Linked DNA regions of Homo sapiens: region 1 is linked to region 2. Evidence: chromatin contacts called from ENCODE Hi-C or POLR2A ChIA-PET data. All regions are on one chromosome and are shown on one strand. Each heading gives the region's core, a stretch centred on a gene start or an enhancer-like site at or near the end of the contact. The rest is flanking DNA. Distances are from core to core; before and after follow the strand shown. Region 1 has its middle 180 kb from the start of ACVR2A. Region 2 has its middle 220 kb from the start of ACVR2A.

Region 1 (3,777 bases), core at 996-3,495, 35 kb after region 2:
CAAATGCACAATTTCTGTCTCTCTGACAGATTCTTCTATTATGGTTTAAAAAACAATGCATGTGAGTCTCACTTGAAGTTTACTGGTGTGGAAAGCATATGATGATCAAATGTTCTGCATTGACTGATACAAGATATGGTCACATGGGGATAGATATTTGCTTTCCCACAACATACTTTAATACATTTTAAAGACCCAGTTTTCTAGAACTCATCTTCCAGCTATCCTGAAACAGAGAAGCAGTTTTTGGCCTCCGCTTCCTAAATTATTCCAACTGTCACTCTAATCTCCACTCTCTGTCTTGCATTTGCTCCACAGTCTGGCCTGCAGTGTTTGTTCAGGCAGGATCAAGAACCACACATTGCAAGCTTTTCTCATTGGAATGGAGCTGTGATTCAGGGCCCCCACTGATTCTGCACAATCCTGGTAGACTGGAGCTGGGAGGTCTGAGCCACAATAATCAGACTGAAAGTAGATGCTCTCATGGGATCACTCTTCTGAGGTGAGGAGCTTGTTACAATGCAGACTCTGAATCAGTTGTGACTGTGGTAGGATCTTCATTTCCAACAAGCTCCCAAGAGATAGCAATGCTGCAGGTGAAGGACCTCATTTGGCATAGCAAGACCCTAGACTAGGTCAACACAGCCCCCTCCCAGTTCCATGCTCTCATTGTACATGTACTTCATAGCATATTTCAGTGTGTCATTACATGTTTATGAGACTATTTGAATAATATCTGTTCCCATTTTAAAAAACTTCAAAGTATTGAGATTGTATCCCATATTAGTCCGTTCTCACATTGCTATAAAGAACTATCTGAGACTGGGTAATTTATTTAAAAAAAGAGGTTTAATTGACTCACAGTTCTGCATGGCTGGGGATGCCTTGGGAAACTTACACTCATGGCAGAAGGTGAAGGGGAAGCAAAACACATCTTACACAGCAGCAGGAGAGATAGAGAAGTACCACACTTTTAAACCATCAGATCTTGTGAGAACTCACTCGCTATCAGGAGAACAGCATGGCAGAAACCGCCCCCATGATCCTATTACCTCCCACCAGGTCCCTCTCTCAACACCTGAGGATTACAATTCTAGATGAGATTTGGGTGCGGATGCAGAGCCAAACCATATCATAACCCTCAAAGCCTAGTCAGGTAAAGAGAGACCATACCAGATAGTCTAACGGAAGGAATTTAATTTAGGAAACTAGTTACAAAAGTGTTGGAGATACTGAGAGTGAAACAACCCAGATTTAAGCAAGAGCAAAAAGCTGCTACCATTTTTAGGGCTGGAGGAACAAAGAAAGAAAGGACTCTCACACAATCCCAAGGCCTGGGCTGCCTGTGGAAGCTGGATTCACGGCAGAAGCTACCATGGGAGCTGGAACACAGAGAAGATGTAGCCACTTCCCAAAGTGGTAGGTGGGGGACACAGTAAGAAATACCATTGCTCCTCCTCTTCCTCCTGCTCTATTATCTCCTTCTAGTGTCTCTTATTAGTCAAATATACCAAGAAGCCAATTGACAAGGGTACCTGGAAATAGAATTTGCAGAGAAGGATTAAGAAATGAATCTACTTGCAGATAACAGTAAGAGCATGTCTACACTACTTACACTTAGAGCACAGTGCCTAGCATACAGTGGGCACAGTCAGTAAATATTTGCTGAAAGACTGAACAACTAAAGGAGGAGTAAAAGCCAGATACCCTTCTCATGAACACACATACACACACTATATAGACACATACTTATTAAAACCATGGTAATGGTCATCAGTGACCACTAGCCTTGAAATTCTCAGCCTCTACATCATCCAAAGTTTACCATCATGCCCAGACTCTAGCCAATTGAATGAATGGTTATCCTGGAGCAGTGAATGTGCCACGCAGCTACTACAGTTGAACAAATTTGTTCTTCAGTAGACTGTGGTTCAGCCTTGAGAGAACAGGGATAGGTGAGCATAAAGGACTCTCAGGACAATTCAGTTTCACTATGGCATTATCTACAGTCAGTGCAAGCCTGATAGCGGAACAAGCAGAAATTTAATTTCCCCTAAAGATTCATCTTTTGTCAATACAGCATCCTACCAGCCATTCCCTCATAGGACAAGCTCGACTATTATTGCTTACTACCTGGCTCTTAAGGATCAACACGGACTACAGAAATCACTCAGCCACCATTTACCCAGATCTCATTATGCACTCAGTGCTTCATCAAAAACCTTTCATATTTTGTCTCACATAGTCCTCACCACAACTCTGTGAGGTTGGCACTATTATCACTTCCATCTTACAAGACAGGAAACTAAGCTCATCAACTAAGTTTTCCTGCTTGAGATCATGCAGCAGGTAAATAACAAAGCTGGACTCTCAAATCCAGGCAATGTGACTACAAAGCCACTTTCCACCTCTGATTCATTAGGGAAGATTCCCATCATAACGACAGGGATTCCCTATGTGGGCTTTGGTATATGACTTCCTTCTTCAGAGCACAGCACTGTGCTGACTACAAAGTGAAACTGATATTCCTCACATCTGCTTGTGTGTGCCTTTCTCAGCATCTGTATATCACCTTGACTTACTGTCTTAAGAAAGGACTTAGATGTTCAGTACCTCTTCACAATCTCAGAAAGTTTTCCTAGAGATCTGAACAGAGACTAACAGCCCTTCTTAGATTTCTAGCAGCATTCTAAAGCATAGCTACGCAAGACAGAGCAAAATGGATCTTTTGAGCAGTACTTCCTCACTCCTTTGATGATGGAAAATGACTATGACACAATGCCATCAACTCTGACCCACCTGACCAACATCCACAAAGCTCAGCGATTTTCTCTGGCAGTCTACTTAGCATTTGTCAGAGCAAGCTTTACTAGGAAAGACAGGCATTCTAGAAAAACTGTCAAATGAGATTTAGACTCCAGAAGGTGTACTGGGTGTTTGTCCTCTGTCAGCTCCTCTTTAAAGAGGACTGTGTCACCCAGCAAGGTATCCTAAAACTCACCAGAGCCCAGGGAGGTGGGGTAGGGAGAGGCTTCGCTTTCATACAGAAAACCTACAGAGCAACCCACCCAGCCTCCTCACTTTCTCCCTTTCAGGGGCTGCCTCTGGGGCTTTCTTTCCCCCCTTGCTGAAAAGTTTTAGAAAAGTCATCAGCGTTAGTTCAAGAAAGTTCCCATTTTTCATGACTATGTTTATAGTACAGGCTCAGCATCCCTTATATGACATGCTTGGGACCAAAAGTTTTTCAGATTTTTAATTTTTTTCAAATTTTGGAATGTTTGCATATACATAATGACATATCTTGAAAATGGGGACCCAAGTCTAAAGATGAAATTCATTTGTTTCATATACACCTAATACGTGCAGCTTGAAGATAATGTCATACAATATTCTTAATAATTTTTTGCATGAAACAAAGCTTGTATACCTGAGGTCAGGTGTGGGATTTTTCCAATTGTGATATCATGTTGACGTTCACAAATTTTCAAATTTCGGAGAATTTTGGATTTCAAATTTTCAGATTAGGGATGCTCAACCTGTATTAAAATCCTTGACAGTATCTATTAATCTATATCTATCAATTACTAGTTATTTATTGAACACTGGTAAAAAAAAAAAAAAAAAAAAAACCGTAGAAAAGATGTGGTCCTGCCCTCAAGGAGCAATCTATTTGGGTAGTGTTTCAGTTCTACATTTCCATAATAACACTGACTAACAAATAATCACATGCAAAATAAGTGCTTAGTGCTTGCCTATTGGAGGTTGTCAGGTGGATCT
Region 2 (3,895 bases), core at 326-2,825:
TTGTTTAAAAGAACAGAATAGTAGAGTTTGAATTTGAGCTTTGCAATTTAAGTGATCTTTGAACCTTAATTCTTTTTTTCTTCTTGCTTTTTTTCATTGTTTTGCTGCGTTCAAGGTTTGCCTAGAAGAACCTTAATTCTTCATCTGCAAAATAAAGGCAATCTTTTTGTAAGATGATGATGAAAATGACTTCTGAACTGTAAATAACAACTAAATGTCATATAATATTCTTATAAAATGGTCTTGTGTGAGTCTGAAGTGTAGGCTCCACAATGTCCTCAAAGGGTAGTATCAACTTGCAAAGTTTTATTTGGGTGTATCCATGCCAATATCAGGCACCTCCTCTGGTTTCCAATTGTGTGCAACCAGATTCACAAGGGAGAAGACAAATGGTAAATTATACTTAAGACCACTGCAGATCACTCTTAAAATGCCAAGAAAACAACTGCCCATGTTCCTCCAAGGAGTCACACAATCCATTCAGTACTTTCAGGACTGACAAGATCATGTTTATTTCAGTGGCTGGGTAAGTAGAGCATCATAGAAGATAACAGCTTTGTAGAAATATGGTTGTATATAAAAAGTGTTTTCACCTTTTAAAGTCAATACATTCTCTCTCCACCTTATCCTAATAGATAGTTTTAATCATACAATAAACATAATTTTATATCCCATCTCTGGGCCAGATGGCCTGCATTCCAATCCTGGGCTCTACTTCCAGCTGTGTAACCTTGGAAAATTACTTAACCTCTGTCTCAGTTCCTTCATTTGCAAAATGGGAGTAATAATAATACGTACCATGTACGATTGTGATAATTAAATGAGTTAAAACATGTAAAGAATGTAAAATTGAGATATTAGCTAATAGGTACTAAATAAATGTTAGTTTATTATTAAATGCTATTATCTTAATCTTTCCATTTAACACAAATATATACACTTTTCCCATATTTATTATATAGTCTTCATAGCCAACATTTTATTGGTGCATAATAGTATATAAATAGCATACTCTGTTAAGTGGGTGTGCTATAATTTATTTCAACATTATTCAAGACATGGGAATAATGCTTGCTTCTTATTTTTCAAAATTTTTTATATTTTACATTTATTAATAATATCTTAATGTCTTTGTACAGTGACTTTTTCCATATTCTGGATTATTACTGTAAGCTCGATCCCTAGAAAGAGTTTAGAGGAATAATTGGTATAGAAATCTTTAGGTATTTTGATACATCTTGAAAGTTGGACTTTTGATTATAAAGATTCTATCTTTGCTTATTCCTTTCTGAACCTCTACTCAGAACTTGACACAAGGCTCTTCATCCAGCCATTCAACACCTGCTGATATTTGTTCTCAAGGTACATTTAAGAAAGGTCATTATAAGAAATTACCATATTAAAATTCATCTACAAAATTATTTGAGTTTCATCTTTAAAAGATAGTTTTCTAAGTATATAATCACTTCATATTAGAGCTTTGTTGCTAATAAGGGAAATTTGAACTCCAAAAAAAACCACCAGAAAAACCCACTTACTCAATGATATTTTTAGCACGTAAAATTCCCCCTATGAATCATATGCTCACAAACCATGCACCCCTAAATATTTAGCTCCTTCTGACTCATTCTGAAACATTCTGACAACTTCTCCATTGAAATTTAAAATTTCCCAATACTGTAAGATCCTCCTTTCCTCTAATTAATTAGTTCCCTTTCCCATTGGCAAAATGCAGTAGTGATAATCTCTACACTTACAGACTGTGGAATGGAGCACACAGCTGGAATCTTTCACTGCCCACAAGTCTACATTTTCCCATCTTCCTGGTATGTCTCTCTCACCTAATACTGGATTTTCATTGCCCTCTTTTCCTGCCACTGACAACCACCACCCACAGGTAAAATCTTATCCTTCAAAATCTTGGATGTGTCCTAAAACCCCATTTTCAACTGTATTAATGAGAGTTCTCCAGAGAAACAGAACCAATAGACTATATATATGCATATGTATGTGTGTATAAAATAGAATATATATGTGTATACATATAGAAAAAGAGAGAGAGAGATTTAAAACGAATTGACTTATATGATTATAGAGGCTAAAATGCCCCAAGATTTGCAGTTGGCAATCAGCAAACTAGAGAACCAGGGTAGCCAATGGCATAAGTTCCAGTCAGAAAGCTTGCAAGCTGAAGAACCAAGAAGAACCAATGTTTGAGTCTGAAGGCGGGAAAAGACCAATGTTCCAGCTCAGGCAGTGAGGTGGGAGGCATCCCCCCTTACTCAAGGGAGGTTTAGCCTTTTTGTTCTATTCGGGCCTTCATGTGATTGGATGAGGCCCACCCATATAAGGGAGGAAAATCTGCTTTGCTCAATCTATGGATTCAAATGTGGATCTCATCCAAAGCACCCCAACAGATACACCCAGAAATAATGTTTGACCAAATATCAGGGCACCCCATGGTCCAGTAAAGTTGACCCATAAAATTAACTATCACACCATCTGCAGACTCTGGTTTCTGCGCTCTCTCTGCACCGTTTGCTTAAGAAATCACACCCTCTTCACTAATATCTGCGGATTGATGCAGTCTTTCTCTCCCATAACACTCTGCTTACTTCCTACTCTACTAGCAACACACTTCCGAGTGCTCTGTCTTATGCGGGGGTCACTCCACACAGAAAGCTCCCACCACACATGAGAAAAATTGAATTCATAATGTTTGTTCTCAATGGCCCCTTCTCTTATTGTCAATGATTATAGTACCCAAAAAATAAACATGGAACTCATTCCTCAGGTATTTTTCTATTCTGTTGCTACAAATCACACCAGGTTGCTGGTCTGGCCAGCTTTCAAGTTTCTTTGCCACCAATTATTGAATTAATTAGTTTTCCAGCAAGCTTGCTCTTTGTTCTGTGTAGTACATAAATGGCACTCGGGGTGGAAAGTTTACAGTAAGAAAGCAAGACAAGTGCTCATTTAAGTCACCATGAAAAGCACTTAAAACCCCCACACCTTCCAAGTAGACCCTCACTGACCATTATCTACCTCTCAGGCAGGACCAAGTGAGTGGCTTTAGAGACCTGAAAATTTCACCTCAGCGGCCTTGCATGAACCCAAACTAAATTTGAAATATAAAGTCATTCTTTGAAACCTCACTGGAAATGCTAGCAATATGTCTGGGTGATGCTTCTGGCTGGCAAAATGGCAAGTCATTTATCCTTTCTGCCCTTGTTTCCTCATATGTGAAATGAGGAACACTGACTCACTTCACAGGAAGGCTGCATGCGTTTAATTAGTTAACAACACACATCAAAAATACAAACTGCAGAATACCTTTGCTCAGCCGGAAGCTCAGTAAACCTGCCAGGAGCATTCATTGCTTAGTTGATCTAACCTAGATCTTTCCTTACGTCGTGGCTCTGGTTCTGCTCTGACCCATAAACACGTTTTTGTCTACATGTACAGATTCTTACAGACACATGGATTTTAGATTTCTATTTTAATGTTTTCTTTTTATGACTGCAATTGTTGAGGTTTTATGTTTTCTTTATCAAATGTTCACTAAGATCCCTATTTACTACAGAAAACTTTAGACACCCATGCCAAAAAATTGCATGTCCGACTAGCATATCCTAGCCAAATGAGCCCACATCAAACTCAGCTTTACTTTCCTTACTCCAAAGTACCTTCTGTGACTAGACAAAAGATGATGGAAACTTCATCCTAGAACATCAGACCCTGCCAGGCACATTTCCATCTGTCCTATTGAAGATTGCCAAAAGCATTTTCTGAAGATTTTTTTCTCATAAAATTCATCAATCAAAAATTCTTTCAGGCAGAAGTTATTTAAGGACTAGGAAATGTAGTGATTCCTTCCCTGACTGACCTCTTGGAC

Evidence for each region. Hi-C counts contacts between places; a loop is a spot of excess contacts on that map. ChIA-PET counts read pairs that join two places held with the same protein, here RNA polymerase II (POLR2A). Pooled maps may share reads with other maps.
Region 1: a map of naive thymus-derived CD4-positive, alpha-beta T cell shows a loop between it and region 2 (2.8-fold over the local background). The contact joins two enhancer-like sites. A Hi-C loop is called at or near these places in 4 of 168 maps with a recorded cell type or tissue (CD4-positive, alpha-beta T cell, CD4-positive, alpha-beta memory T cell and naive thymus-derived CD4-positive, alpha-beta T cell), 5 of 37 single-sample maps with no recorded cell type and 12 of 50 pooled maps. POLR2A ChIA-PET finds 5 or more read pairs at or near these places in 9 of 52 experiments (CD4-positive, alpha-beta T cell, CD4-positive, alpha-beta memory T cell, GM12878 and 5 more).

Annotation. Positions count from the first base shown.
Region 1 is chr2:147,661,371-147,665,147 of GRCh38, forward strand. No RefSeq gene overlaps it. Among named protein-coding and RNA genes, the nearest start is that of ACVR2A, 180 kb to the right of the region's middle. Within about 2 kb of position 2,246, at least 5 of the 41 ENCODE cell types and tissues checked have a DNase peak (open chromatin) inside an H3K27ac peak, as active enhancers do; they include GM12878, where a contact is called at or near this core.
Region 2 is chr2:147,627,501-147,631,395 of GRCh38, forward strand. No RefSeq gene overlaps it. Among named protein-coding and RNA genes, the nearest start is that of ACVR2A, 220 kb to the right of the region's middle. Within about 2 kb of position 1,576, at least 2 of the 41 ENCODE cell types and tissues checked have a DNase peak (open chromatin) inside an H3K27ac peak, as active enhancers do; they include GM12878, where a contact is called at or near this core.